2 separate regions of the Homo sapiens genome follow, and region 2 is linked to region 1. Evidence: chromatin loops called from intact Hi-C (ENCODE). Cell type or tissue: dorsolateral prefrontal cortex. All regions are shown on one strand. Links, peaks and the distances in the headings refer to the core of each region. The heading gives the core; the rest is flanking DNA. Region 1 has its middle 19 kb from the start of LINC03051. Region 2 overlaps LOC105374060 (a long non-coding RNA gene).

Region 1 (16,393 bases), core at 4,053-12,052:
AACTAACTCAAGATGGATTAAAGTCTTAAATCTAAGACTTGAAACCACTACAAATCTAGAAGAAAACCTAGGAAAAACTCTTCTGGACATTTGCGTAATCAAATAAATTAGACTAAGATCCCAAAAGCATCAAGAAAAATAAAAACAGAAAATGAGACAATTAAACTAAAAAGCTTCGTACAGCAAAAGAAATAATCATCAGAGCAAATGGAGAACCTACCAAATGGGAGAAAATACTTGCCAACTATACATCCAACAAAGGATTAATATTCAGAATCTACAAGTAAGTCAAACAAACCAGCAAGAAAAACAAACAAACAAACAAATATTCCCATTAAAAATGGGCAAATGGCATGAACAGACATTTCTCAAAAGAAGATATACAAATGGCCAATTTACATATGAAAAAATGCTCAATATCACTAATCATCAGGGAAATGCAAATTAAAACCATATGATAGCATCTTACCACATCAAGAATGGTCATTACTAAAAAGTTAAAAAAAAAATAGATGTTGGCATGGATGGGGTGAAAAGCCAACACCTATACAATGCTTGTGGGGATGTAAATAACTACAGTCTCTATGGAAAACAGTATGGGGATTTTCCAAAGAACTAAAAATACATTCACGATTCGATCCAGCAATCCCATTACTGGGTATCTACCCAAAGGAAAAGAAGTCATAATGGAAAAAAGACGGCTGCACATGTATGTTTACCTCAGCACAATTCAAATTTTCGATGATATTGAAGCAACTTAAGTGCCCACCAACTAAGGAGTGGATAAACTGTGAGACACACACACACACACACACACACACACACACACACACACCATGGAATACTACTCATCCATAAAAAGAATGAAATAATGTCTTCTGCAGCAACTTGGTCAGAACTGGAGGCCATTATTCTAGGTGAAGTAACTCAGGAATGGAAAACCGAATACTTCATGTTCTCATTTATAAGTGGGAGCTAAGCTATGGGTACAAATTTTTTGAATGAAAACAAAATTCCTATATATTACAATCTATGGCTTGTATTTATTTTAAAAATTTTTCCAACTCAAAACATCTAAAAATGTACAGTTTACAAGAAAAAACTAAGGAAGGATTTTTTTAAAAAATGAAAATAAATCAGCCCCCAAAATTAAAAACTAAATTTAAATATAAATACTAGTTATATAAAAACATTAACCAAAAAACAAAGACATGGAAAGCAAGAAAGCAAAAATATACAAAATAATTAACAAAAACATATAAATAAAATCATGAAATAACAAAAATCATGACAGAATACTTTCTATATCTGTACGCAAATATGTTGTATACTTAGGTAAGGAGGAAATTTTCCTAGTAACCTACAGTAAGTAAAAACAATCCTGAGACACAGAGTTGAAATAGATGGGTTTCACTGGAGAATAGTGAAAGGTAAAGAAGAAAAAAACAAAACAAACAAACAAAAAAACATCCTACCAAAATTAGAACCAGAGTTAGGTGGTTCCACAGGGGCGGTCTATAAAATGGTTAATATTTATTTGTGCAATTGCTACATAAGTTGTTCATATAACTTATGTAGTTATATCCTTCACTTCATAAAAGTGAAGGAAGACTTCCAAATTACTTCTTATGAGACAGATATATCATTAAATGGTGAATGGTGGTAGCAGAAAACAAAACAAACAAAAAACAAATATTACTTGTAAATACAGATGTAAAAATTCTAAATAAAACATCATCAGATGGAACTGAATAGACCCACAGGAAAGTAATACATAATGACCAAGTGAGGTTTTGGAAATCTATTCATTTATTTCTTTATATTAATACTGCCAGGGAGAAAATACTAGTTTCCCAGGATTCCTTTGACAAAATTTGATACATAATTCTTCTAATAATATTTAAAGGAATAAGTACTATACACATACACACACACATATCCACGTAGTAGAAGCCTTCATACTCAGGTCAGGAACAAAGCAAAGATGTCTACTTAACTACTACTGTTTAACATTGTATAGGAATATCAGTCAATTTGAAAAGAAGAAGTAAAATGTATCTATTTTCAAATGATATGACTATTTTTTGGAAATGTGAGAGAAGAAATCATAAAACCAATGCATATAATAATATCCTATAACATAATAGAATATAAAAATGAACATCAAAAACCCAACAGCCTTCAACTGCACACAAAAAATCATAACTGTGGAAAAATACTTTTAAAAAAAATATTTAAATAGCAACAAAATGCGGAAAATTTAGAAACACAAAACAAGAAATATGTGAAACCTCTAACTGTAAAACTTAAAAACTCTCATAAAAGCACAAAAATAGTTTTGGACTGAACGACAAACAGTTTTTGGTTTTGGATTCAGTATCATATGCATGACAAATTTCTTTAAGTTAATATCTAAATTGAGTGCAATTTCAATAAAAATTCACATAATTTTATTTTTTGCTATACAAGTTAATTCTAAAGTTATCATAGAAAAATAAACCTGCAAGGTCTGAAATCCTGAAGAAGAGTAACAAAGTGCATATACTTATCAGATACGCAAACATGCTACAAAGCTTCTGTAATCAAAACGGTTGTTTACTGGCATATGGTTCAATGCAAAGAGCAGTAGAACAGAATAGAAAGTTCAGAAAAGAACCCAAGTATGTATAGAAATTTAGTGTAGTGTAAAGGTGACACCTCAATCATTGTAGATAGTGCAGGCTTATTAGTAAATATGATAGGTCAACTGTATTGCCATCTGAGAAATATAATATTGAATTTGTATCCCATAGATTACACAAAAATGAACTCTCAAAGTATCAGAAATCTAATTGTACAAAACAAAAGCACACACAAATGGAAGAAAACATGAATTAATTCCCATGTAATCTGGATAGGCAAAGGGGCCAGATCTTTCTACTTGTGTCTCACTATCCTGATATAATAAAAGAAAATACTGGTAAATTCAACAACATAAAAAGAACAGCCTTGTGCCTAGACAACAAAATTATAAATAAATTAAAACATAAATTACAAACTGGGAGGAAATTTTGTGTAACATTTATTCTAAGAGCTAACTATAGAAAAATGTAAATAATTTTAAGAAATCAAGAAATATGAATAAAATAAAAGAAGGGGGTAAATGTTTACATCTATGAGCATGGAGGTATGTATATATGCTTATTTTTGCCAAAGAAATGCAGGAAGGGTAAAACTAAAAAATGATTACACTTGTTTCCTACAGAAGATATATGGAAACACTAGAAAAGGTAAGAAAAGAAAAGAGACTTTACAGAGTATTTCTACTTGCTCTGACTTTATCATTTTCTGATTTGACTTTTGAATGATATTAATATGTTTATATTCAAGAAAAACTAATTCAAGAAAGAGCTGCAAAAAATACAAATACAAGCAAATACTTAATTGGATTCACAGTAACTAAAAAGCAACTTTTATATAAAATACTCCACTATATTCCCAGTGGTATATATTCTAAAAACAAAAGGAAATCTTGACCTTTAATTAATAATTTTTTAGTGCTAGTGGTATGAGTATAATAAGTCTGAAACTGTTTCATGTGTCTTGAATGATTGAGTGCACAGTACACATATTGATATTGATGCAACCACATTCATTTTCAACTGTGGAAGAAGAAAGTTACAAATGCACATTGGGAGGAGAGAAAAAATACTATAATGTTGAATTTGAAATGGAATTATAGATACAAGTTAATGATTTTTAAAATATATATCTCTTAGTTCTGTTCCCTGATGAAGTTAGTAGCAATAGTATATCAGTAACAATGAGCATGTAAATCACTTAGACCTTGATTCTATAAGAACTATTTTCCTCTGAAGGAAGCTAGAACTCCTTGGAAAATGGCTACCTCTAGGTCTGTGCAAGAGAAACAAGGTAAGCATGGGACATACTGTCACATCAGAATAAGACGTTCTCAAAAGTTGATAGGAGCATATCAAGAAGACATAAAATTTTGAAGAGGTTCCCTTTGGCCAAATCTGGGATAATTTGAGCATTAAAAAGAAATATGGTTTATATTATGATGGAAATGGTTTATAACAGATTGACTAATAAACAAATCTATGAGCCATAGTAATACTAAGTTTCAAAAGGCAGAGGAGGGAGTGAAATCTCTATTTTATAGAAAAATGCCAACTAATAAATGTAGGAGCAATGGCCAAATTAGAAAATCATCATTTTTAATCAACATTTTAGGAATCAGTTCAGGCACAAATTATCAATGGATGCTAAAATCATTGGGTTAAAGATTGTTTGGGAACACAGTCTCAACATATGATCTTATGGATTAGTTATTAATTGTGAAGGGGAAAAGACATCACAGATGAGAAATGTGTTGAATACTACCTTTACCAAATGATCAAATGTAATACTGCTAATAGTAGAACAAATTAACATCATGACCTGCTATAATGCACTGAGAATGATACAGAATCATCTCTCTAGTATTCGTATTAAAAATGTTTAGCGTTAATCTAATCATGAGGAAAGAAACAAAACAAATGATTCTGCAATACAAATGGCTTGCCTTCTTAAAAAATATCAGTGTCATGAAAGGGAAAAAAAAGATAAGGAATGATTTTTTTTATTAAAGTAGACTACAGAATGATGACAATTAAATGCATTGATTGGGTCCTAGAAAAGGGGGGAACAAGAAATGGAACATTATTGGGTAAATTAGGCAAATTAAAATATGGGCAATATACAATAATAAATCAATGTTAATTTTTCAATGTGAACATTCTATTATAGTTATATAAAAACATTTCTTAAGTATTAACACGCTACATGCTTAAGTTAACAGCTACATGCTTAAGTATTTGGAGTGGGAAAATGTTAACAATTGGTGATTGTAAGTAAGGGATAAAATAATGTACACTGTTCCTTTTTTGCAAATTTTCTAAAATAAAAATGGTGGAGGAAAAGAACACTACGAAAGCCACACAAATTCTTATATTGAACATATTTTGTTTGTTTCAAAAGTGAGGTAAAATATTAACCCTCCCTTGGAATCTAGAGAATTGAATTGATCCTGTAACACTCTGGCTCCTCAATGTAATTGAGAAGTAGGATAAAAACAAAAAGTAGATTTGATGTGAACAATCCTAAACAATGCACTGGTGTGTGGAACTAACATTCTCCAAGTTGCAAATCCTACATTCAGAATGTAGTTCTGAGATGAAATTTCCCTATTTCCAAAAAATGAATCCTCTTCCTCGGAGAAGAGAAACACCAATATATCAAGGACCAAATGACATCATCATGAATAAACTGCTTCTATGGTGCTGGGCAGTGGTGGACTTGGTGGGAGAAATGAAGTGGCACAAATAGCTTGCTTTTTTGTGTGTGTGTTTGAGTTCTTTTTACTGTGACTGGATTGATAAACTGGATATGCTCTTCTATTTTAGAGATGCCCTCAGTTTTGGAGGTCTAAGTAAAATACTAGGGCGGAAACTTTAAGCCTGGCCCCTAAAGGCAAGTGGTAAAGGAAAGTGTGGCAGACATTGAAGACTGGCCTAAACAACATCCGGTTAGGGCTGACCATGTGACAGGCCCCTGGCTAATGAGATGCAGGTGCTAGTGCTGCTTTTTCTTTCTTTTGTAATTGTCTTGGCTGGATATGATATGATGGGAACAGCCTTAGCAACCATACTACCAACATCTTGGGAAGACCAAGGAAAGCCATCTCAATCACTGAGTCACTAAATCAACGATGCAATTAACTACTTCTGGGAGAAACGTATTTGTCCTGTTTAAGCCAGCCACTTTATTTAATTCATGATACAATGTCCAACTTCCTGCAGTGAGACCAGGAATTTGTGGCAAAAACCTAACATAGAGTATGAATAATTTAATTCAGCTTGAATGTCCCCTGTGTGACCTCCCTCAGGAACCTGTGTGACCAAATATAGTATACTACCAGTAGAGATAAATCATACCTTTAACAAGTGTAAAATAAATCTTGGCCAAGGCAGAACTGATTGAGCTATGTCAGGTTAAAGGAAGAGGCAAAGTGGAGACCCTGAGGAGAGAAAAAGGAGGTAGTGTCGAATTTATCTTGGACCAAAGTTCTCCACATCAATCACCTGGAATCATTAAAGGCCAACATGCATGGTGTGAGATGGAGCGACGGTGAGGAAGTGGCCTCTTACGAGTAAGGCTGAAGACAGAATGCATAGAACAGTCAGGTTCAGAAGACAGCCTGTGTAGTAATAATTCTCAAATTATGTTATTTTCAGTTGAAAATTTGAAGCAAGTGGGCTTTCCTAAAATTAGTTAATAAAATATTTAAAAGTTATTATATGATACTTGAAAAATATAATAAATCTTGATGAGGACACTTGATCCAGAGAGCTAGCCAATATTAAAGTTCTCGCCAAAGCAGCCTGGCATTTGGCTTCTTCACAAAGGCACTCCCATAGACACAGAAGCATCTGTTCTTCTACTTACTACTTACGTTAAAATGAAAGCTATTCAATAAAATATTTATAAGTATCATTTCCACTGGTGGCTGGGTGGAAATAAAATGGCAAGAAACCAAATTTCTAATAAATATATGAATAGCTACTTTGCTGACCACTCTTTGACATGAACATCATTCACAATTCCTGATTCTTTTTCAATGTGTGTCTTCTCATCAGAAAATTAAAATAAAAATATTCTACATCTCTACTTCTAAGTGTACAAAATAAATGAGTCCTATCAATATGGACAACAGCCATCAATTGGTACAAGTTTTCCCTATTCAAAAATTAGATTGTTAACTCAATCATCTATTAGTTAATTCATAAACAATGTATTTTATGCTAGATATTGTCATAGGCTCTGTGGATAGAGGAGTAAACTTGACCCTCCAAAAACTTACCTGAAGCTAATTCATTCCAAAGTGGATAATAAAGACAATGTAAAATAATGCTATTTATTTGTAACATGCATAAAGTTAGGGGAGTTGTATCTTGCCTGGAAGCCAGCCTCAACAGAGACTCACTTAGGAAAAAGTCATTAAAGCAATTTAGTCATTTAATAGGCTCTTCCAAAAAATGTTAGCAGACAGACCTCAATTTCAACAAAAAATTTTAAATTCTACATTACTAGTCTCTCTATGTCAAAATCTTTCATGCATATTTCCTTTCATTCTGTGGCCTCTTAAAAAACAAACCCTCCCTTCACCCTCTATACACAGGTTCTGAACACCTTTTTCCTCCCTCACTGCCTTCTTTATTGCATGAATCATATTAGTTACTCTGGCATCCTTATTTATTGGGTGGTGGATTGAATGTTTAGTTACTACACATTTTTGTACAAAGAGTGTAAAGCTATGTTTTTATAATACCTTTTTCTCTTTGCAAATGAGCTTTTTTCTTTCTTGTTTGAGTGAGATTTATGTAGGATAACTGCAGAAATCCTTCCAAATTCAGCTTTGTATTGCCTACCCAGCCTCCATCTAGAAATTCTAGGAACTTAAGGAATTTTGAATTTCTCATGGAAAGGGGCCAGAGAGAGGTAAGCTAGCCCCCAAAAAAGAATTGTCATAAAACAAACAAACAAAAAATAGAATTTGACCCCAAAATTTGTAAAGCTGTTTGAATCTTGGCTATAGTTTTTCTTAAAAATTTCACTAAGGGTATTACAATTACAATGTTTCTCAGATTTTTGGAAAGCCATTTTTTCAATCTCTTGCTATTTATTTCACTTGTCTGGCAACTGTCTACTCCCCCGTTGTCCCAAGTGCCATCTCTTCATCTCCAAACTGTAAATATCTGCTTTTGTTCAGCCTCTATAAACTCATTTACGCCCTCCTTATTCCTGCTGCACTTTTGCCTTTATTGCTATGACCAGTTTATTATGTAGATAACATCAGCTACTTTGTTAATATTTTTTCCACTATATCATTACCTGGATCCTTTCCAATAAAGGAAGACCTTATCTGGCATAATGAGGACACAGGAGGAGGGTAGATGTCAAATACTTCTAACTTACTGACATTTCTGTTGTTTTTGTTTGGTTGTTTGAGAGACAGGGTCTTACTCTGTTGCCCAAGTTGTGGTACAGTAGTGTGATCATTGCTCACTGCAGCCTTGCACTCCTACGCTCAAGCGATCCTCCTGCCTCAGTCTCCTGAGTAGTTAGGACTATAGCTACATGCCATCATGCCTAGCTTTTTTTTATTTTATTTTAATTTTTTTATAGAGATAGGGTCTTCCTTGCCCAGGCTTGTCTAAAACTCCTGATCTCAAGTGATCCTCCCGCCTCAGCCTCCCAAAGTACTAGGATTACAGGCATGAGCCAGCATGTCCAGCCATAACTTGCTAACATTTCTTTTATTTCTATCACTGCTGAGAGAAAATCATAGTAAGGGTGGAGGAAGGAGGAATAACATTTCTGTATACCTACTATGTGTTAAGAATAATATTCAGTGATTTTCATAGACTATGTTACTTAAAGGAAGTTTGACTTTTAGAAATGTTAAGTGCAGTCTTTTCTGTATTTACGAGCCAGGAATTTTGAATGGGCTGTGGATTTAAAGAGTCCTTATATCAATATTCATACCAAGCATGAAGTCAAGGAATCACCAGTTTAAAAAATGGGATTCCCAATTTTTTGTTTTTATTTTTGCAATCAGGACGCACTTGATGGATGGTTATATGACGCTTCCAAGGAGTACACTTCGGTAAATATGAGTAGTAAATTAAATTGTATTTTGAGTGTGCCTCCCTTAACTTTGCCTTTTTTTAAAATCCTATTCAGTAAAACATATAGGGACATAAAGAAGGTGCAACTACCAAAGTGTTTTTTAAAAAAATCTACTTACATATATAAAATAAATTAAACTTTGCCACATTATTAGAAATTCCAAACTACTTTGGTTAAAACCCATCACAAATACACTAGTTCAAAGTAAGTAAGAAATAACCAATGCACATGTTCATAAAATGGTCTATGCTGCTTCAGAAGAAACAATATACTTTATCTAGCCATTTTACTAATATCCGTGGGCCAACAGAAAAAGTACATGCCCTTATGGAGCAGGAAGTTTTAGAGAGTAACGAAGTAAACAGATACATAATATAACATTAGAAAGAGGTTGGCTTAGAAAAAAAAAAAGCAGAGAAAATAATGAAGAGTGAGAGTAGAGTGTTGTGTTGCTATTTCAGATAAGGTATTGAGAGCAGATTTCTCTGATTTAGTAATAGGTGAGTACAGACTACAAAGAGTTGAAGGAGCAAGCCATGTGGTTCTCTAGGGAAGAACATTTCCTACAGAGGAGCCCTATCAGAAAAGACCCCGAGGCAAGCACATGCTCAGAGCAACAGGATGAGTGTGAAGAAAGAAGGTCAGAGAGCTGAGAGAGAACCAGATCAGGTGGAGGACTTTGATCTTATACTAAAATGATGGAAAGTCATTACAGTGCTTTCAGCAAGGGTGTAACATGATCAGATTAATGTTTTAAAAGGATCACTCTGGCTACTGTGCAAAAAATAGCTGCTGGGGGCAGTAGTAGAAAAAAGCGTTCAGGAAGCTATTGCAATAATCCACAAAGGAGAGGTTGTGACCAAGAGACCTTGGAAATGACTTTTCAAAAGTACATTCTAAACTGTGGCTGTGAAAAATAACATCCTCTTCTGAGTGAGGGAGTCTACTGGAGTTCGGTATATGGCACACCATAAACAGGTCTTTAATATATCTCAGAGCAACTGACAATTACAAAATGATCTTATGAGAATGAGGGAAGTGGTATGGTCAAATTTATCTTAACTGAACTATAATGATCATGTTGTTATATGCATAATTTTACTGTAATAAGAAAAAATCAACATGGGAGGTCAATAGGTATTGCTGAGAAGGGTAAATGTAAGACCAATTTTGCATACTTCCTGTACTTATCTCTGAAATCTCTCTATTCCTTTCTCCATTTTGGACATGTTCTTTTGTTGGACTGTGGCCCATACTTTCACAGGTGATTCTTGGTATTTGCATTGTAGTTCCCCAGGAGACACTGGTGTTCAGGAAACTCATGTGTACTATTACGTTATATAGGACATGTTTTCCGAAAGCAGGCAGATATACAGATGGATATGCTGAAAGATTAAGAAATGCATGTCTAGGCCGGTCACGTTGGCTCTCGCCTGTAATCCCAGCACTTTGGGTGTCTGTGGTGGGCAGATTACCTAAGGTCAGGAGTTCGAGACCAGCCTGACCAACATGGAGAAACCCCGTCTCTACTAAAAATACAAAAAAATTACCCAGGCATGGTGACAGGCGCCTGTAATCCCAGCTACAGGAGGCTGAGGCAGGAGAATCGCTTGAACCCGACAGGCAGAAGTTGCGGTGAGCTGAGATCACGCCATTGCACTCCAGCCGGGGCAACAAGAGCAAAACTTCGTCTAAAAAAAAAAAAAAAAGAAAAGAAAAGAAAAAATAAATGCAAGTCTTTGGCCAAACATTGTAAAGAAAAGCCACATATTCTGTAGGAAATTGTGTTGGTTCGGTCCTCACATGGCTCTGACCATTTCAGAACTCTGAGAACTTATATACATGTAATTAGCATTTCAGATCACATTATTTCATAAGCAAGTATTTACACCTGAGTGTCACTGAGGTACTCAGAGCCTTAATATTAGATTAAGTGAGACATAGTGTCAAATGCCCTGGCAATCTGGATACTTTTCTTGAATCCAGAACTTCCTTCCTTGATGATCATGCACAAATACAAATAACTTGACATTTCTAAGCCTCAGTTTCCTCATCTGTAAAAGTAATTGGCCCGAATGCTCCAGAAAATCCTTTCCCACTCTTGCCTTCTGTCATAGGGTTGAATAGAATCTTCTGGTAGGCTTACATTTCAACTACCTGATTTTCCCTGTATTTTTCCTCCCTCCTCTTTTACTCTAACAACATCATGCCATCTTCTCTCTCTCGTCCTACACCAAAGATGAAACAAAGGGCTACAAGAAGAAGGGTTTAGAGGTTTCCAATTGGGGCTTTCCTTTCCAAGAAACCAGGTAAGACAGAGTTTGGGTAAGGGGAGGAGGAGAAAGGAGTTGCAAATTACATGAAAAAAAAAAAAAAAAAGACTAAAGGGATGAATGCAGAAACTCAACACTGGGTGCATTGCTGTAGGAGGTAATGGAAAATTTCCCATGTTGGTCTAAGAAGTGGAGTGGTAGGTGCTCTTAAGTTTGGGATGACTTCCAGTGTGGGCTCCCTTCTCCTTCTGTTAGTGCACCTGTCCCATATGTAGGCCTGCCATTCAACACTCCTGAACACATGTAATTCTCCCCTCCAACCTAGACTTGGGCATCTTGTCTGGAGGGAGAAGTATGAGGAAGAGCAACGTTTGCTGATCAAGATGCAACAGCAGAACAGTTGGAAATTCCTGTCTGGTCAGGGTAGCAATGAACACAGTGCATATTATAATCTCTATCTTATAGGAAGGGAAACAGAGATTTGTAGAAATGCTGGGGAGAAAAACAACCTGATGCAATATAGTTCATATTAGTTACAAATAGTTTGAAGCTTGTTTTAACATTAAAAAAAAAAAGTGTGTGGTGCTCTATTGCTTTGAAAATGGCACTGAGTCTAAGTTAACCACTCAATAGTTGTATGACTTCTATCAGTTACTATACGTCTTTGGTGATCAGTTTCCTCATTTACAAAATGAGGCAATTGGAAATGATAATCTTTGGGATCCCTTCTGGTTGTGATAGTTTCTGGTGCTATAAACAGAATCTGGTAAGATATGGTTTGTAAGGGTGAGGATAATTTAAATGTCCTGCATCTGGACTCAGTGTTCCCTTCTGAGTACATATTCTCTTCAAGATTGAATTAAAGGTGTGTAAAATCCTCAGACATACAAACTGATGCTGCTTAAATATATTCAAAGCGTTAAAAGAGAGAGAGACAAAAATACAAAAATGGCCTGAGTGTTGTATTTGAGAGGCAGGTCTTTGGAAGAATCTTGCTCATTATTACTCAATATTTTCCAGTTTTATTTTTATTCAACTTATAATTCTTTAAAAATATTTTTAACTAAAATTACTATAAGAAAAATTGTACTGATATTTTCTCTGTCTCTCTTTCTGTCTGTCTCTACCGTAGTGAAGAATAGCTGAAATATTTTCTGTAACCATCCAACTTTTACATTTAGAGGTCAGGGAGCCTACTGTGAAGGTTCTGTATCTCTTTCAGACTTAGCCTTGAGCTTAATCATGTTCATGTTGAATTTTCTTGCCTCCAATGTGAAGAAACACATTCTGTAATTTTTTATATAGTTGGTCCTAGATGAATTTAAAAAAAAATCTGATAATAGATTAGCTTTCTTTTTGATCTGCTCAGAGTTTATTTCTGGGAAGAAGGCAAGTGACTGGAATACATATTTTACAAAACTCCTTTCTGCAATAGCAGAGTACTAAATCCTTACTTGGATGCATTTACGTGTACAATGACTTCCTTTTTACATCAGAGTATATGCCAAAAATCTGCCCTCGCAATTAGTGACTTCCTTTTGAAGCGATTAAATGTTATTGGACAGCCTTCTGTAATTCCTTGCCTTATTTTCTGGCTTTAGGCAATCACTCTGTGTGCCAAGACCTCTACAAGGAGAAATGTAAGCTCAAGGATATCGTTTCCATAGTAGCATGACTCTCCACTGCACTAATAGCCACAATTGTAGCCACTCATGCCAACTTAAGCTTGATACCTTCAGATAAGATGGCTAAGTAGTCTACTTCAACTATTGGAATGATTCAATCAAATCATCTTTCTTCTCTCCTTCAAAACTATCCTTGAATTCCAACTCTACTCAGGCATTTTTGATTAAGTGGGAGTGAGATGTGTTTAAATAGCTGGTTCTTACACAATCATACAAATATCTTCTTGACTTTTATCCTTGCCACAGATATAAATAAACACTAGAGAATGAATGAAGCAAAAAGAGATGTGGCATTAACGAACATTTGAAGACAGTCTACATCTCACTTCCTCTCGTCTAATGCTGCTATAATCTCCTTGAGAGCAAGACTGACCATTTATGTCTGATATATGAAAGTGTTTAAAAATGCTAATTTAGATAAGCTACTTTCAAGTCAATTACTTGTCTGCTCTGTGTTTGTGTATTATAACTCCTTGCCTAGGCCTTACATTAATATTTTTTCTCCACTGTCTTCTGAAACTGTTGGGGTAGATCAGATGACAAAATTTGGATAACTAATGCTACTAGTTTTTACACTTTGTGGGAGAGTCACTTAATTAATGTTTACTCTTTATTATGACCAACTGCTTTTCTTTAACCAGGATCCCTTCAGAAGGCCCTGACTGAATGTTATTAGTGTAGAAGTGGACAGCCGTGAAATCATAATTATCTTAAACTTTTACGCCAAGTTTGCTCATGCTGTGTGCATGGATTATTAAAAGGAAGCTTTAACCCAGCAAAAAGCAACAGGTTCTCTTACAAAGTAAACATTTTCCAGTTTAAAACTTTTCCTCAATTAGACATGTAGTCCTCTTCGATTTCTCCTCAATTCAGAAGTTTTTTTGGCATTTTATTTGAATTCACTCTGATCGTGTATGTCCCTAGAAATGATTTTTATCAAAAAGACAAAACATGAGGTTTCCTGAATCTGAAGTAAAATTTATAAAGGGGAGGTTACAGCTCTCTAAACCTTAGTTGGCAAATATTTGCTGGTGATTTTCTAAGAAATACAAAAATGGATCTAGTTTAAAATTGAAGGTAACCTGTAATGTTTAGGAAATAGTTTTTAAATTTTCACTGTCTTATATGCTTCTCTGTGTATTGGTCCAATAGCAGTTCAATGAAGACAGCCTCACAATTGGTTTGCAATTTTGAATGAAGACTGTTAAGAGAGAAGACCTTAACTTGTAACAACACATTACAAGTAAATGAAATAGGATTAGACTTTATGGTATTTTCTTGCCTCTTAGTCATTTATTTAGCTCTTTAAAAAATTGATCTTCCTAGAAAAAAAATTTAAAACCAATGAGAACCGATAGAGTGACTAAAATTGGCTTCTTGAACTGGTAATTTGACTTATTACTATTAATATTGTTAAAAATAAGAAACAATGAAATAATAATAACTTTAAATGTTAATAAAACACATATTCCCAATTTGAGGTCCTAGACCCACTGGGAGTTCATGGCTTTAGTAATTGTTATTGTTTACAACATTTTAAAACAATCTAATAAGGATAATATTATATTTCTTGATTATTATAAAGCATAACATATTTATCTGATTAATAAAAGTAAGAACAACAGTTAGATATTAATTTATATATATGTACATATATATGTATAACTTGATTGGTAGAGAAATTCTTTGAGCTATGGAAGTGAGTGATAATAAAAGGAAATTCTGAAGCCATTAGAATATTTATCGTTAAATAACTCACTTGACTCTTACCCCACTCTGTGAAGTTGGCATTTGGGTGTATAGTTAGCTCCATTCTGTAGACCAGGCTACAAAACTTTGTGATTCCTATTTGTATTATTTGTCCTTTCAAGTACCCAGGTCTCCCTTCCATGATTTCTTTATTTCATAAGAATTTTATTGAAGTAAGAACTAGTTCAGGAATAACATTATGCCAAATCACTATAGCAGTATTATATATAGTGCTTAATTTGTGTTCATCATGGAGCTTTTAGTCCAGATGGGGATAAAAGTATTTTATCCACATGAAAAATAACAGAAAAAGGACATGGGGGGCAAAGTATAACTTGTTTGTGTTTCTGTCAAGTATAGCTACAATGATATTAGATATATAACTTGAGATGTCCTACTCAAGTAATAAAAATTTTTAATGAAAATAATATATTACTATAACAAAAAGGATACTGAGATGCAATAAATGATTATCAGACAATGAATGATGTAGATAATATGAATTGGCAAGAAGAAAGACTCATTATAAGTGTAGTTAGAAGTATGAAAAATAATTTATGGATGTAAGCTTGGCTTTGAATGATTGATCTACAGTGACGAGAAAAAAGTCTGGGGCAGGATAACAACTCTGTCATGTGGCATCTTCTTTCCCTGTAAGCTGTTATATGTCAGTATGTTCTAATACGTCATGTTTTTGGCATTCTTTAATGGAAAGAAAAAGTAAACTGGAAAGAAATATGTACATGTATGAGGAATAAAACATTTACAATAGATAAATAATAATTTACCCCACCCTACCAAAAGTGAGCAAATGAAGAATTAAATCATTCTGTATCACATATGTATTTAAAATGAAATTGGCTTCAAATTATCAGAGACCACACTCCTATACACACAAGAATCAGCAAAGAGAGGGAGCAAGAGCCAGAGGGAGCTATTTAACAAGAGAATAGTGAAGAGCATGAGGGTGGGGCAGAAGAGATTGAAAGAATCTGGTGAAATGGGTCAGGAAAATCATGGTGGTTCTAAACCAAAAATTTGGAAGAGATCTCTACACAAAGATCAGAAAACAGAATTGGATGGGATCTGCTGATCGCCAAGTAACAGGTGAATAAGGAATCTGAATCCAATTTTCTCTCTCTACCTGAGCCTGGCCAGGTATAAACATTCAACAGCCTCTTGATAGACTATGGTGCCCATCCATGAAAAATCTCTTATCTGGACATTCAGTAGTTCTTGACCTTGAAAGTAGTTCCAGATTGATAAATGATGATTTCTCAAAGAAAAATGCAATTATCACACTTCACTATAACCCCAAACACACAGATGTATACACATACACATGGCATAAAAAGGTTTAGTTACATACATGGAAAGACCCATGAATGTGTGACATACTCATCCTACCAGCAAGTCATGGATAACAATGGTGCACTTGATACATTCAGCATAATTACAGACACCGGTTCCTGTGCCTGTTCTGCTCTGAAATTGCCCAGAGAACAGAGCTAATGCAGTGTTTAGCAGGAAATTTATAGCACAAAATGCCCACAGGAGAAAGTGGGAGTGATCTAAAATCGACCCCCTAACATCACAATTAAAAGAACTAGAGAAGCAAGAGGAAACAAATTCGAAAGCTAACAGAAGACAATAAAGAACTAAGATGAGAGCAGAACTAAAAGAGATAGAGACATGAAAAACCCTTCAAAAAATCAATGAATCCATGAGCTGGCTTTTTGAAAAGATTAACAAAATAGATAGACTGCTAGCCAGACTAATAAAGAAGAAAAGAGAAAAGAATCAAATAGACACAATAAAAAATGATAAAGGGGATCTCACCACTGATCCCACAGAAATACAAACTACCATCAGAGAATACTATAAACACCTCTACGCAAATCAACTAAAAAGTCTAGAAGAGATGGATAAATTCCCGACACATACACCCTCCCGAGG
Region 2 (16,393 bases), core at 4,743-12,742, 600 kb before region 1:
TGAGCCACCATGCTCAGCCCCAGGCTGCATTTTTACAATTACAGCAAAGTATGTATTGGTAATATTACCTCTTGGTACTTTTCATGTTGTCAAGATGAAAATAAATTGAGAGTTTCTCTTGGCTCATAGACTAAAGATTATCTGTACCTAATCTATGCAATGCCAACTCAATTTGTTGGAAATTTTAAAGTCTTTAGATAGTTATTTTGTTCATACAGGATGAAACCATTAGTTTGACTTATGCCTGCTGAGTTAACAAATTATCTTTGTGCCATGTAAGTGCATTTGAAGAGTCAGAAGACTAGAAGTGACTAAGAGGACAGGTTTGAATATGAACTGTATTAGGTTAATATTTATCTTATATTGAAAAATAGTAGGAATTTGGATTTTATAGATCCACTTGATAATTCTAACATTGATTGCTCTGTCAAACTTTTTTCTTAGCTAATACTTGTTGTTGTTTTTGCAATACTGTATAACCATTCCTTTTGATCTATTGTTTGGTGTCTATTGAGAAAGAGAAAATTGTTTTTGCTATTGTAGTCTATATCATGTTTCTTTGAACTCTAAAGACCGCAGTGGGAATAATAACACTGAGGGTTGGGGTGTCCATCTAGCCCTTAGCTTTTCCTTGTAATCTTTGTTATACTTACTGAAGTCATATGACAGGTAAGGCCAGCAGACCTGAACGTTTTAACTTTTACTTCCTTTTTAATGCCCAGTCCACAATTTTATAGCACTAGCAATTTGATTTTATTATTTTTTTTCCTGGCATGATTAGGCACTGAATAATTGATTCATGATAACATACCCTCCACCCCCAATTCTGATAATGATAGTTAGAATGCAGTTTTATTAATTTACAGCTGGAGGAAAACCTGGCCTGAGACCATGAGCTTACTCAGAAAAATGCATGACAGTTCAGAAGTTTTCTTGGTGAATATAGAATCAGAGCTGATGTCCTCAAGGGACAATGCTGTCAAGCCTTGGTAGCTTGATGAATTGTCTCTCTCCTCCCGAGAGATGTTGCTGTCTGAAGAGCCAGAACATTTCCAGTCTGAGCACCCTCATGCCGGAGCAGAGCAGGAGAGAGACAAACCCCCGCTCCTCAGCTCTCCTCTCTGATGGCCATTGTCACTTGCCTTTGTTGTTGCATCTGTCCTTCCCTTTTTCATTTAGCATCCTTTTGTAACAGTTTACAGTTGACAAGTTTACAGATTACTTTTAATTAATTACAGTTTAGGTTGGCTATCTTCTAGTGACATTTAAGGAAACATTATAAACTCATTTGGCAGTACATCTCCAAATCAACTTGTAGAATACATTTTTTTCCTGGGGAAGTTTTTTTTTTGTTTTTGTTTTTGAGTTTTTTTTGACAGCTTTTTCATTCATTCACTTATTTTCTCATTTAGTATTTATTAATACCTACTCTTGCTAGACATCAAGAGAAGCTCTTAGATTATAAAGATGAAGACTCTTCCTGATTTTTCACTGCTCATACTCTGGTTTAGAAATCGACTCATAAGCAATTCCACTGTTAACAAGTTTTATAGTAGAGATAGGTACCAAATGTTTGGGGAACATGAGGGAGGAATTGGCTGAGTGTCTTGGGGAGTACATGCTTGTAAACTTCATTTGCTGTGAAATGTCTTCTTTGATCTTGTGTTTATTCCTCTATTTTGGGACTAACAACAATGAAAGTGATATTGTATCTTGAGCACTTATCACATGATTGATGCTATCTCTAGCAATAAATAAATGCTATCTAATTTAATCTTCATAATAGCTCCCTGGAAGAAGATATGATATCTATTTTATGGAGGAGAAAACCAGTATTCAGACTGGATAGGTACTTGCCCATGGTCACCCAGCTAGAAATGCGTAGAGTGGGGCTTGTATCCTGATTCTGATGATGATGCCCATGTTCATCTCACCATATCACATGACACTCACCAGCCATTAGCCTTCTGATTGTGAACTCTACCAGCTGGAATTGTAGGATAAGGTGTATGTGATTGGCTGGAGGATCCCCATCCATTTGGCTTGAATAAGTAGATTACCTAAAGCTGAAACCCTCCATTTTTAGACACTGTGTAGGGAGGCAGACATATTTGAATTGTGTTGTGAAAATCAGATGATGAAAATTGAAATAAATATGTTGAAATGATGGGGAATGGCAATTTTAAGAGAGGTATAAGAAACAAGATAGGTTTAATAAACGTTGAAAGCATTTGTGAGGTCCTCAGAAGGACAGTGTGTTTGTTGGGTGAGTAGAGGCAGGACTGGAGACAAAGTTGCCTACCACAAATGCGTCTGTCCTGGCTGAGACCATCATGGCCCCAGTTCTCTCATCTCAATTAGAGGCTCACTCTGTCTGCTTTCTTAATTCATAACCAACTAGTTTGTCTGCTTTCTTAAATTCATAACCAACTAGTTTGATTTGATCACTGAAGCTAACACAGTGGGTTTGGGCTTCCTGCAAAGCAATTGAGATGCCTAATGTGAGGAACTTTTAGTTGCATTTAAAGGACATATCTTAGAAGAGTGTTGTAGTCCTTTGTAGGACTCACCAGAGAATCTCTTATTTCCTCTGAGCCTGGATTTCCTCATGAGTAAATATCTGCTGTTTTGCATCCCTTCCATGGTAATTCTTGCTTGCTGCTTCCAGAAGCTAATGCCTTATTTCCTTCTCTTTATCCTTTTGGGTCTGGCTCTGTTGCCCAGGCTGGAGTGCAGTAGCACAGTCACAGCTCATGGCAGCTGCAACCTCCCAGGCTCAAGCAATCCTCCCACCTCAGCCTCGTGGGTAGCTGGGACTACAGGCACATACTACCATGCCCAGGTAATTTATTATTTTTTATAGGGACAGGGTTTCATCATGTTTCCCAGGCTGATCTTGAACTCCTGGGATCAAGTGATTTTCCCACGTCAGCCTCCCAAAGTGATGAGATTGCAGGTATGAGCCACTGCACTGAACCTTTAGATCATTAAAAAGTCAGGAAACAACAGGTGGTGAAGAGGATGTGGAGAAATAGGAACACTTTTACACTGTTGGTGGGACTGTAAACTAGTTCAACCATTGTGGAAGTCAGTGTGTTGATTCCTCAGGGATCTAGAACTAGAAATACCATTTGACCCAGCCATCCCATTACTGGGTATATACCCAAAGGAATATAAATCATGCTGCTATAAAGACGCATGCACACACATGTTTATTGCGGCACTACTCACAATAGCAAAGACTTGGAACCAACCCAAATGTCCAAGAATGATAGACTGGTTTAAGAAAATGTGGCATATATGCATCATGGAATACTATGCAGCCATAAAAAATGATGAGTTCATGTCCTTTGTAGGGACATGGATGAAGCTGGAAACCATCATTCTCAGCAAACTATCGCAAGGACAAAAAACCAAACACTGCATGTTCTTACTTATAGGTGGGAATTGAACAATGAGAATACTTGCACACAGGAAGGGAAACATCACACACCGGGGCCTGTTGTGGGGTGGGGGGAGGGGGGAGGGATAGCATTAAGAGATATCCCTAATGTAAATGATGAGTTAATGGGTGCAGCACACCAACATGGCACATGTATACATATGTAACAAACCTGCACGTTGTGCACATGTACCCTAGAACTTAAAGTATAATAAAAACATATATATATATATAGATGTTATGATTATTATTATTATTTTTGAGACAGGGTCTCACTCTGTTGCTCAGGCTGGAGTGCAATGGCACAATCATAGCACACTGCAGCCTTGAACTCCTGGGCTCAAGCTATCCTCTCACTTCAGCAGCCCAAGTAGCTGGGACTACAAGCACCACCATACCTGGGTAAATTTTATTTTTATTTTTATTTTTTTGTACAGATAGGATCTCACTCTGTTGCACAGGCTGGTCTCAAACTCCTGGCCTCAAATGATTCTTCCACTTCGTCCTTCCAAAGTGTTGGGATTACAGGTGTGAGCCACAATGCCTGGCCTCCTTTGTCTTTCTCTAATGTCCTCTGCTATCCCTTCTAGTCCCTTGGCCATCTTCTACCACAAATGGGAAGTGAAGCACATGGGTAACAGCTTCCCTGGTGCTGCCTCCAAGGAAAGATTCCACTCGCTGCAGGGCAAGATTGGAAAAGCAACAGAAGGCACCCAGCATTTCTTTCCCTTCTACCTTCCACTGCAGGCTTTGGGGGACCAGGGGAAAGGGAAGGGACCTCATTCACAGGACTACTTGCCAGGAAGGCATGGAGCAGGGGGTTCCTATTCTTTGACAGGCACACATACACACCCCTGCCACCCTCAACATATACACACAGGGACTGGGGGCACCGTATCTGTATTTCAGAGTTCGCTGGGAAGACCAGTGCCCTGTGTTCAACACAGAGGGGAGAAACACAGCATAGCAGTCTGACTGTCCCACCATGCCTTCTGTTCCTCATAAAAGAAAAACATGAACATAGAGACTAAAGAATTCCACTATATTACTCCTTCACTATGCTGCGTCTTCAGTGAGAGTTTGGTGAAAACTTGGATGGGTTTGTGGGTGGAGCCTAGTGCGTAGATTCAAGAAAATGTAAGTTCTACTCCCCACTTTGCCGTTTACTAGCTGTGAGACCTCGGCCATTTGTATCATTTCTTCCCACCTTAACGTCCCCTTCTATCAAATGAAAATGGTTTTTTTTGTTTGTTTGTTTTTTTTTTTTTTTTTTTTTTTTTTTGCCTAGACCTGGTGAAGCTAGCTTTAGATAACAGGTTGAAAAGCACATTGCAAATTCTAACGCACGAAACAAATACAACATAGCAAATTAAAGAATTATCAGTCCTCTATCCACTCCTGTTTAGTAGGAACCACTCCTGTAGAAAGGATGCAAAGAAAGTTTGCTTCTCCTTTTCTGGGCATGAACTGATGTCTGCAAAGAAAGTAGAAAATATGTGTTTGAGAAACATTTGCCTAACTTTGGGGCTCAGTGAGAGTTTATTAATTCTAATAATTCCTTACATTTGGGAGGTGGCATTGTGGTTAAGAGCATGGGCCTCCAAATCAGACATCCTAGGTTCAAATCTTGGCTCTTACGTGGCCTTAGGCATATCTCATGATCACTCCATGCCTCAGTTTTTCCATTTGTGAAGTATGAAGATTATAGTAATAATAGCCCCTCATAGAATTGTTGTAAGGGTTAGGTGAATTAATATATGTAAATTATTACATATATTAATTAAATTACATATATTAGTTAAAAGGCTGCCTGTTACATATTAGCTTTCAAAATTATTACTATTATGTCACTTGCACCTTTCCCAAGAATGTTTATGTATTGTATGTTTTATTGTCATCATCTCAGCAACCTTGAGCTGCAGCAGCCACATTTTACGGGTAAGAAAACTGATTGTTGCAGCCATAGGCTTCAAGCTGACACCACTAATAAATGAGAGCATTGAAGCTAGTGTCCAGGGTGCTTTCCAATACGCTTTGACTATTGTCCTCTTGGATCCTGAAGCTAGGAAAAAACTGAAGACTTAAATGACAGTGAACCTATTTAGCAGGTAATCATGACAAACTTATTGCCTAGCTAAGAATAGAGATGCTGAATTTATAATCAAAATTTTTAAGTGGTCTTAAGACCTTCATTAAGTCATTAAATGTGTGAAATTATCTTTTATATAGGTTGCAGTTTTAGATTTAATGGTAATAATCCTAATTTTTTTTTACAAAAAACAATATTAGTCTTACTATTTAAAATTTGTACCCCACCTATTTCCAAGATGCAGAATCCAATTGAAATATGAGTTTCCAAAGCTATTTAGAGATTAAAAAAGATAAAAGTTCCCCTATGCTAAGCAACCCTCTTTTTTCTGTGGAAGCTAATCCAAGACAAGTACACATATTTACCTGTAATTTTTATTTCATTCAGAATGAAAATAGGTTTATTAGCTCCCTCAGGGGAAAATGTATATTTTTATAACTTAGATTACCTGTATTATTGAATGTGAAAATGTCAGTGAAATAAATGGCACTGAGTTTTAGCCATTAAAATGTTAATTAGGGGCATATCTATGTTCATTCTGAAATTGGCTAAAGAGTGGGAACTTAACCTAGATAGGCTGCATATGGCTAAGGGATTGGGGAGGGGATCACTCATTAGATTTAAATAAAATGTGATAGGTAGACCCTCCCAAGGCGGCAGGAAACAGCTGGTAAGTCTCAAGGGACACTGAGTCTGGCTAAAAGTTTCCATTGTTTCCTAATGCAAGAGTAGACATTTGTACATTATTTCATTTTTACTTTCTGACAAAATAAATATACATACCATGCAGCCATAAAAAATGATGAATTCATGTCCTTTGTAGGGACATGGATAAAGCTGGAAACCATCATTCTCAGCAAACTATTGCAAAGACAGAAAACCAAACACTGCATGTTCTCAGTCATAGGTGGGAAATGAACAATGAGAGCACTTGGACACAGGAAGGGGAACATCACACTCTGGGGACTGTTGTGGGGTGGGGAGAGTGGGGAGGGATAGCATTAGGAGATACACCTAATGTAAATGACGAGTTAATGGGTGCAGCACACCAACATGGCACATGTATACATATGTAACAAACCTGCACGTTGTGTACATGTACCCTAGAACTTAAAGTATAATAATTAAAAAAAAGAAAAATAAATAAATAAATATACATTCACCCAAAGAGACCTTTTTAAAAAAAATTCTAAAATCAAACCTAAGCAGACATTTGTGGAAAGAGAATTTATATAAAGAACCATAACACAGTGGACAGTATCTTCAAAGACAGCCCTTTAAAAAACATTAAAATCCTTGTTAAATAGAGAATGGTTATTTCAACTTTCTGTAGAGGCAGAGGCATAATATTAAATTCTAACTCAGTAAGGATTTTTTTTTCTTCTTTCTTTTTTTGAGAAAGCCATGAGAATGAGCTAAGCTGGTACACAGTTACTATGGTTTCTGATAATTTAGCTTAAGGTACAGTGGCACCAGAGAATCTAGAATAGGGTCAAAAACTCCCATGCCTGTTGGGGCCTGATCAATAACAGTGCTGAGTGAACGAGGCAGGGCAGTAGCAATGGCAATCAGGACATTGTGAGCCCTGTCTGAACAAGGCAGTGACTTCTTAGCTCCAGCACCAGGGGAGAATGTGGACCAGTTTCCTCAGATGTGCTGTTTCAAGAAAAGTAACAAATCCAGGTTATACACAAAATCTCCTTACTTTTGAATATTGGCAACTAATTCATATTTTTAAAAATTCCTAAGTGGCATGTGAAAAAATTATATATTCATGAGGGTTGTTTATTGGAGCATTGTTTGTGCTGGCAAGTTGAAAACAGCTTAAATGTTTGTTAATAAGGGACAAGTGAAATAAATCATGGCATATCCATTCAATGAACTATTATGCTGGTGTCAAAAACAAAATGAAAAAAATGAGATCTTTATGTCCTTATACGGAAATCTCAAAGGCATTGTCAACTGGAAAAATCAAAGTGCAGGGGTGTATGCTGTAAGCTTCATTGTGTTAAAAAAAAAAAAAAAAAGGAAAAGATAATATGGTGTGTAGGTAGGTGTGTGTGATATGTCTGCTCAGGCTGCCATAACAGAATACCATGGACTGGGTGGCTTTTACAAGATAAATTTATTTTCTCACAATTATAGAACTGGAAGTTCCATGATTAAAGTGCCAGCCAATTCTGTTTCTGGTGAGGGCTCTCTTCTGGGCTTGCAGATGGTCACCTTCTCCCTGTGTCCTCACATGGCCTTCCCTCTGTGCTCCTGCAGCATGAGTGAGCTCTGGTGTCTCTTTCTCTTTTTGTAAGAACCCAGTCCTATCTGTTTAGGGCCCCATCTTTGTGACTTCATTTAACTTTAATTACAGGTACCTCCCAGAATGCCCTATTTCTGAACACCATCACACATCACATTGTGGGTTAGGGCCTCAATATATAAATTTTGGGGGGAAGGATGAAATTCAGGCCATAACTATATATATACATATATATACACACACACACACATATATATATATACACCCATATATATATATACACACCCATACATATTACATGTATATATCTATAGTATAGATATTACATATATAAACAAAACAAATATCTATGCCTATATATATACACACACATATATATTTGCTTTGTTTTGTTAGTAAATACACAGAATATATTTAGAATGGTAAACTAAAATTAATAACATTTCTGACTAGTGGTGTGGAACTGGGATACACGTAACAATGCATTCTTTTATGTGCTCCCCCTCTTAGAGGAGCCAGCACCACTCTTTCATCGTTTAAGAACTGGACTCGCTGTCTTACCCAGAGGGAAGGCCAACCCCCTCCTTCACATGCAGTTGCTGCAGGGATGCCTGCTTCTACAGACGATATTAGTTTTCAGAAAAGAGCTTTGGATCTTTAAGTGCTTGTGTAACTGCTTGCTTGAGACCCCAAAGTTCTGCCCCATATAACATGTAACATAAAAGAATACCGAACACTAAAAACAAAGGAATTGTGACTTACTGAATTAATCATCCAGATTCAGTTCCGTATCATTTATCAATGAAGAAACAGACGTATTTGTGCAGCATACTAAACGTTCAGCTTGAGTCTCTCCCTCTACCTAGGCAGAAAACTCATTCCTCGAATGAAAGGAATTCTATTTTTTCTTCCACCTCATCCTCCAACCCCTCCCCTGTCCACCATGATACCACCAAATTCAAGGAAACATTAGGAATGTTTCCTAATAACTTTAGCATATGCTTTCTCTGATTCATAGGTTGGGAAATCCAACTTGTTAAGCAGCTTCTACCCCCGTAGGTGCGGGGTGGAAGTGGTGGTTGAAACAGTTACTATTAATGTACTTCCTGCAAAACACTCTGATGCTCTTTTAGGTGCATGTCTCCAGATTTCCTGGAAGCCAGAAAAGTGCTGATGACAATTGCTTATCCACCCACAAGCCTGAATACAGGTATCCAGTAGGATAATGAACTCCCAGTAACAATAAAAACAATCTGTCTTTTTGACCAGTCTCAGCCAGGATAATTTGTTGCAAGTTTCACTGTCCTCTTTTTTCCTTCACTTCACTCACTTCTGCTCCCAAATGCTTCCTGTTGCTCCCAAATGCTGTTAAACATGACACATACCATGCTGGTGCCAGGGCTGGCTCCCATCCTGTGTGATTGTGTAGTTTGGGCACTGGTGAACTAAAGAGGCACTTTTTATGTAGACTCTAACAGTGTCTTGAGCAGCAGAGGCCACTCAAGAGGAGGCATCTCTATGTGGAAAAGCTGCATCTGGATCACCAGAAGCTAGGCAGCCAAGGGCCTGGGTTCTCAAATGAAGGTGAGCACTGGGGCCATTTCATTGTCTCTACTTTTTGGGAGCTCATGGAAACCCTTTCCCCTTGAAGAAGGGAAGCAGCTGCCCTCTTTCTTCCCCTACTCTATCCAGTCACATACAAGGTAAGCTTCCTCCCTCCTCCTTTCTATAGTAGCTCAACTTTCTACCGTAGTTCAACTCTCTTGAAATGTCCTTGTCCCCTGTTGGGTTCCACTCACCTTACCTCCGTCTATTCCTATTGGCTCTGGTGGGGAGTGGGCATTTAACTTAAACCAGTTCCAGTTTGGAAACTGATAAAAAACTGGGGAGATCAGAACAATATTTATAGTTTAGTCTATGATATGTTCATTTATTAGTTTTGATCATTGTACCATGTTTATGTAAGATACTAACATTAGGGAAAACTGGATGAAGGGTATACGAGAACTGTGCTCTCTCACAATTATTCTGTAAGTCAGAAGTTACTTCAAAATAAAAGGTTGTTTTTTTTTTTTTTTATTAAATGGTATCTGGTGAAGTGAATGTACAAGCATGTTCTAAAAATCTTTCCCAACCCAGGCCTCACTTTGTCAGCTGCCTCCATATTTAGGTGGTTCTTTGAGCAACGCCCTGTGCATGTTGGTAGGTGGCACACATCCTCTCCTCACCACCCACCTATAGACTGGTCATGCTTATGCTAATTCTCGCCTGCCTATACAGAAAGGGCCCTGGGATGAATCAAGGTAAGATGGATTCTAAAATCTGAAGTGGAACTGGTTGCAGGGAAGCAAGAACAATTACATATTGAATTACAACTTCAGTGCATTTGAATTGAGAATATGAATAGAATATAAGAAATAGAGCCATTTTTATACTACTTTTCCTATTGTTACCTTACAGTAGGTTTTTAATTCTAATAAGACAGTTCTCCTGGGTGTCCTTGGGAACGTGTCCACTGGCAGCAAGAAGGCAAAGGAGACTCTTCTAGATTTCTCTTCAAGGGCATGGATCAAAGGAATCCATAAGGGAGCAATTGTTACTTTATCTGGCCACCATCCATGCCACATGCCTGGACTCCTCTCAGAAATTCCAAGAGTAGGTCCTTGGGGTGTTGCTTAACTGTAGTCTCTTCACAGTTACAAAGGCCCAAGTGATTTGGCTTATTCTTACGTTTTCAGCCACCTGTGATAGTCCCAGTTACCAAGCTCCAGCCACACTGGATTTCGTCTGTTCTTAAATTCCCTTCTATAAAGTTTTTTTACTTGGCCTTTTTTGGAAAACTATTCTATTAGGTCTTCTCATGCTACCTTCTTATTCTACAGGTTTCGCTTACATTTCACCTCCACAGGAGGTGTTTTCTAACCAACTAGCTAAAGTAATCATCCTGTTACTTTATCACATTATCTTCCTTTTTCCTTACTAATGCTTATCATTGTCTATAATTATTGTTTACCCATTTGTGCACTTGTTTATCATCTGGCTAGCATATAAATTTTACGAGAGCAAGAATTTTGCTTATTCACCTCTATATTTCAAACATCTGGAGCAGAGCCTAGAAAAGAAGCATTTACTGAATTAAAGAATGGAGAAAAATGTCTTTCCATTGTCTCTGCAACTTGCTAGGTAAAGAAGAGGAGCTCTGGCCACTCCTGGAGTTGTGGAGGGACCTCTTGTGGGTCCCAAGGAGTCTGATTGCACATTCAGTCCACAAAGGAGACTCCATAGCCATTTGATCAGTGGCAGGAAGAAGGGCATTGTGCAGACCACCCTGAACCCCTGGGGCTGTTTTCCTCTCTTAGAAAGGCAAGACTGGAGAACATTTGTTCTCTCAGAGTGAAGGGACATAGTTACTTCCTCCTTCCCTTTCTCTCTCTTCCACAAATATTTCTCATGCATTAGAACTTAGCTCAATTCTCAGTCCACAGTTTAAACCATGAACAAGACAGGCACAATCCCCAATCCTCCTGTACTTATAGACCAACAAAGCTCATAGACAAGAGGCAATTACGATTTGGTGAAAGAGGCACTCTGAGAGGAGCCGGACTTAGAAGGGGATTCTCCTGCTCACCTGGATTCACATCAGATAAAGAAGAGGGTGAGGAAACGTGCAGGAAGCACAAGCTGGATACTCAAAGGGCGCAAATAATCCAGGATGTATTATGTTTCACCAGGCAGCTCTCATGCTGGGTTCAGTTACAAATAATTAATTTAACACCTACTATGCCTGCCACCTCCACATATTTATTTTACTTGCCTGGCACCTGAAGGAAATTTTAGGATATCACTAGAGCAACTGGGCTTGGAATCCAGGGACTAGGGTTCAGATAGTCACTTTGATATGTAACAGCCTTCAGACTGTGTTTCTATTCCCAGGCTCCTGGTAATGCAAACTCAGCAATCTACCCGAAAACCTAGGTCAGCAGGCAACTCTTATGTATGACAAAGTTTAAAACAATCTCATTAGACTTCAAGCAACATAATTTAGTAATGAAGCTTTTCCTGTTTACTGTTTATTCCCAGCAAGGCTGGCACATAGTAGGTATTCAGGAAATACCTGTTGACTGTTAGGTTGTTTTGAGACAATCAATGAGCCTAAAAACTCATTAAACTTCAATTTCCTCATGTATAAAATGGGGGCAGTAATAGACGCCTTAAAAAGTTGGTAGGAATATAAATAAAATAACACTGGAGGGATCATATATTATAATCCCTGGCTCATGTGAGGAGTTAGGAGTAGACACATTGGTGTATACTGTGATTAATGTGGATTCTAACCTTTCTATTGTGCTCTTCTGGCTACATAGACTGGAAAGCAAAAATCTACCTCCTCAGTCTCCTTTGCAGGTTGGTTTTGTGATTCAGTTCCATGAATCTGATACCCTTGTTAGAGATGTAAATTAGGAACTGAGTTAAGTAGGCAGAGAAGCAGTGTGGGAGGCGTCCACTTTTACTAGTGTCCTTAGTAGCAGACACAACATGGTTCTAGAACTGGCAGATATGGTGGCATCTTCCTGGTGGCCTCTTGTGTAAGTCAGGAGCAGCAGTGCCCTTGGCTAACTGCATCCACAGTGTAGCTTTGGGATTATTCCAAATCAAAGCACATGGTCTTTATTTCAGCAGCTTCTCCACACAAAATAATTCTCTGAGCCACTTAATGCAGTATGTATTTATTTTGTAGGACTGCCATAAAAACATCGCCACAAATTGTATCACTTAAAACAACAAAAATTCTCGTCTCACAGTACTAGAGGCTAGAAGTTCAAGATCAAGGTGTCAGTAGGGCCATGCTCCCTTTGAAGGCTCTAGCAAGAATTTTCTCTTGCCCCTCCCTGGCTTATGGTACTTGCTAGCAATCCCTGGTATTCCTTGGCTTGTAGCTGCATCACTCCAAGCTTTGCCTCTGTTGTCACATAACCTTCTTTCCCATGTGTGTTTCTGTGTCTTCACTTTTTCTCTTTAAAAGGACCCCAGTCACTGAATTTAGGGCCCATTCTAATAGAGTGTGATCTTTTATAAACAACTAGATACATATTCAAAGACCTTGTTTCTAAATCAAATCACATTCTGGGGTTTTGGGTGGACATGAATTTTGGAAGGACACTATTTAACCGAGCACACAGTGTCATAATTTCATGTTACTCAAACTATCTGGAGTGAATTCTCTTCTCTGACACGAAACCTTGCGGATTTGGGTGAAATCTGAGGTTGCTGGCCATCTCTGACATTGTAGGATTCACCTCTTAATGTGAGATGTTTGATCTGTGTTGTGCTTGGCAACTTCAGGCTTGGACACCAGCACCCATGCAGAACACTTCATTGAAGGAGGGTTTCACTTACTTACTGCCATTTATAATCGTTCACTTTTGCATGGGAGAAGCAGCAAACTTCTTCTCTGGAAGCCTATAGAACCATTTGCTTAAGGCTTACTTGTCACTTTGTCCTTTTTCTCAACCCTCCTTGTGCACAATTGTGACAGCCTGCTTTTTAAACAAATTTTTTTATTTCCATAGGTTATTGGGGAAGAGATGGTGTTTGGTTACATGAGTAAGTTCTTTAGTGGTAAGGTTTGTAAGGTTTTGGTGCACCCATCACCCAAGCAGTATACACTGCACTCTGTTTGTAGTCTTTTATCCCTCACCCCCTTCCCACCCTTTCCTCCTGAGTCCCAAAAGCCCATTGTGTCATTCTTATGCCTTTGCATCCTCATAGCTTAGCTTCCACTCATGAGTGAGAATATACAATGTTTGGTTTTCCATTCCTGAGTTACTTCACTTAGAATAATAGTCTCCAATCTCATCCAGGTTGCTGCGAATGCCATTAATTCATTCCCTTTTATGGCTGAGTAGTATTCCATCATATGTATATGTGTGTGTGTGTGTGTGTGTGTGTGTGTGTGTGTGTGTGTATATATATATATATATAAATATATATATCACAGTTTCTTTATCACTCATTGATTAATGGGCATTTCTGTTGGTTCCACATTTCCCCAATTGTGAATTGTGCTTCTATAAACATGTGTGTGCAAGTATCTTTTTCATATAATGACTTCTTTTCCTCTGGGTAGCTACCCAGTAGTGGGATTGCTGGAACAAATGGTAGTTCCACTTTTGCTACTTTAAGGAATCTCCACACTGTTTCTAGTAGTGGTTTTACAAGTTTACATTCCCATCAGCAGTGTAGAAGTGTTCCCTGTTCACCACATCCATGCCAGCAACTATGATTTCTGGATTTTTTGATTATGGTCATTCTTGTAGTAGTAAGGTGGTATTGCATTGTGGTTTTTATTTGCATTTCCCTAATCATTAGCGATGTTGAGTGTTTTTTCATATGTTTGTTGGCCATTTATATGTCTTCTTTTGAGAATTGTCTATTCATGTCTTTTGCCCACTTTTTGATGGGATTATTTGCTTTTTTGTTGATAATTTATTTTAGTTCCTTGTAGATTCTGGATATTAGTCCTTTGTCAGATATATAGATTGTAAAGATTTTCTACCACTCTGGGTTGTCTGTTTACTCTGCTGACTGTTCCTTTTGCCATGCAAAAGCTCTTTTGTTTAATTAAGTCTCAGCTATTTATCTTTGTTTTTATTTCATTTGCTTTTGGATTCTTGGTCATGAAATCCTTACCTAAGCCAAGGTCTAGAAGGGTTTTTCTGATGTTATCTTCTAGAATTTTTATAGTTTTAAGTCTTAAATTTAAGTCCTTAATCCATCTTGAGTTGATTTTTGTATAAGGTGAGAAATGAGGATCCAGTTTTATTCTCTGACATGTGGCTAGCCAATTGTCCCAGCACCATTTGTTGAATAGAGTGTCCTTGCCTCACTTTGTGTTTTTGTTTGCTTTGTCAAAGATCAGTTGGCTGTAAGTATTTGGGTTTATTTCTGGGTTCTCTATTCTTGATCTATGTCCCATTGATCTATGTGCCTATTTTATACAAGTACCATGCTGTTTTGGTGACTATGGCCTTATAATATAGTTTGAAGTCAGATAGTGTGATGCCTCCAGATTTGTTCTTTTTGCTTAGTCTTGCTTTGGATATGTGGGCTCTTTTTTGGTTCAATATGAATTTTAGGATTTTTTTTTCTAATTCTATAAAGAATGATGGTGGTATTTTGATGGGGATTGCATTGAATTTGTAGATTGCTTTTGGCAGTATGGTCATTTTCACAGTATTGATTCTACTCATCCATGAGCATGGAATGTGTTTCCCTTTCTGTTGTCTATGATTTCTTTCAGCATTGTTTTGTAGTTTTCCTTGTAGAGGTCTTTCATCTCCTTGGTTAGGTATATTCCTAGTTTTTTTTTTCAGCTATTATAAAAGGGGTTGAGTTCTTAATTTAATTCTCAGCTTGATTGCTGTTAGTGTATAGGAGAGCTACTAATTTGCCTACTTTTTTTTTTTTTTTGAGATGGAGTTTTGCCCTGTTTCCCAGGTGCAGTGGCATGATCTTGGCTCACTGCAACTTCCACTTCCTGGGTGCAAGTGATTCTCCTACCTCAGCTTCCAGAGTAGCTGGGACTACAGGCACATGCCACCACACCCAGCTAATTTTTGTATTTTTAGTAGACATGGGGTTTCACCAGGCTGGTCTTGAAGTCTTGACCTCAGGTGATCCATCCACCTTGGACTCCTAAAGTGCTGAGATTATAGGCATGAGCCACTGCACCTGGCCGATGTACATTAATTTTGTGTGAGGAAACTTTGCTGAATCCTTTTATCATATCTAGGAGCTTTTTGGAGGAGTTTTTAGGGTTTTCTAGGTATACAATCATGTCATCAGCAAACAGCGACAGTATGACTTCCTCTTTAATGACTTGGATGCCCTTTCTTTCTTTCTCTTGTCTGATTGCTATGGCTAGGACTTCCAGTACTATGTTGAATAGAAGTGGTGAGAGTGGGCATCATTGTCTTGTTCTGGTTCTCCGAGGGAATGCTACCAACTTTTCCCCATTCAGTATTATGTTGGCTGTGGGTTTGTCATAGATGGCTTTTATTATGTTGAGGTATGTCCCTTGTATGCCAATTTTGCTGAAAGTTTTAATCATAAATGGGTGCTGGATTTCATTGAATGCTTTTTCTGCATCTATTGAAATGATCATGTGATTTTTGTTTTTAATTATGTTTATGTGGTGCATCACATTTATTGACTTGCATATGTTAAACCATCCCTGCATCCCTGGTATGAAACCCGCTTGATCATGTTGGATCATTTTTTTGATATCGGTTGGTTTTGGTTAGCTAGTATTTTGTTAATGATTTTTGCATCTATGATTATCAGGCATATTGGTCTGTAGTTTTCTTTTTTGGTTATGTCCTTTCCCAGTTTTTTTTATTAGGGTGATACTGGCTTCATAGAATGAATTAGGGAGGATTTCTTCTTTCTCTATCTTGTGGAATAGTGTCAACAGGATTGGTACCAATTCTTCTTTGAATGTCTGGTAGAATTTAGCTGTGAATTCATCTGGTCCTGGACTTTTTTTGTTGTTGTTGGTATTTTTGTTATTACCATTTCAATCTCGCTGCTTGTTATTGGTCTGTTCAGG

Evidence for each region. Peaks named below come from ENCODE experiments on the same cell type or tissue, not always from the same donor. Only the 100,000 strongest peaks of a DNase experiment are listed, where the experiment ranks them.
Region 2: it touches region 1 in a loop (6-fold over the local background); 2 of 110 quality-filtered maps call a loop at or near these places.

The regions. Positions count from the first base shown.
Region 1 is chr3:118,008,396-118,024,788 of GRCh38, reverse strand. No RefSeq gene overlaps it. Among named protein-coding and RNA genes, the nearest start is that of LINC03051, 19 kb to the right of the region's middle. In dorsolateral prefrontal cortex, for the core only: no CTCF peak of the experiment used is centred there; no DNase peak of the experiment used is centred there.
Region 2 is chr3:118,611,282-118,627,674 of GRCh38, reverse strand. All of the region lies in intron 2 of LOC105374060 (a long non-coding RNA gene), which reads left to right. Among named protein-coding and RNA genes, the nearest start is that of IGSF11-AS1, 320 kb to the left of the region's middle. In dorsolateral prefrontal cortex, for the core only: no CTCF peak of the experiment used is centred there; a DNase peak (open chromatin) is centred at 9,219.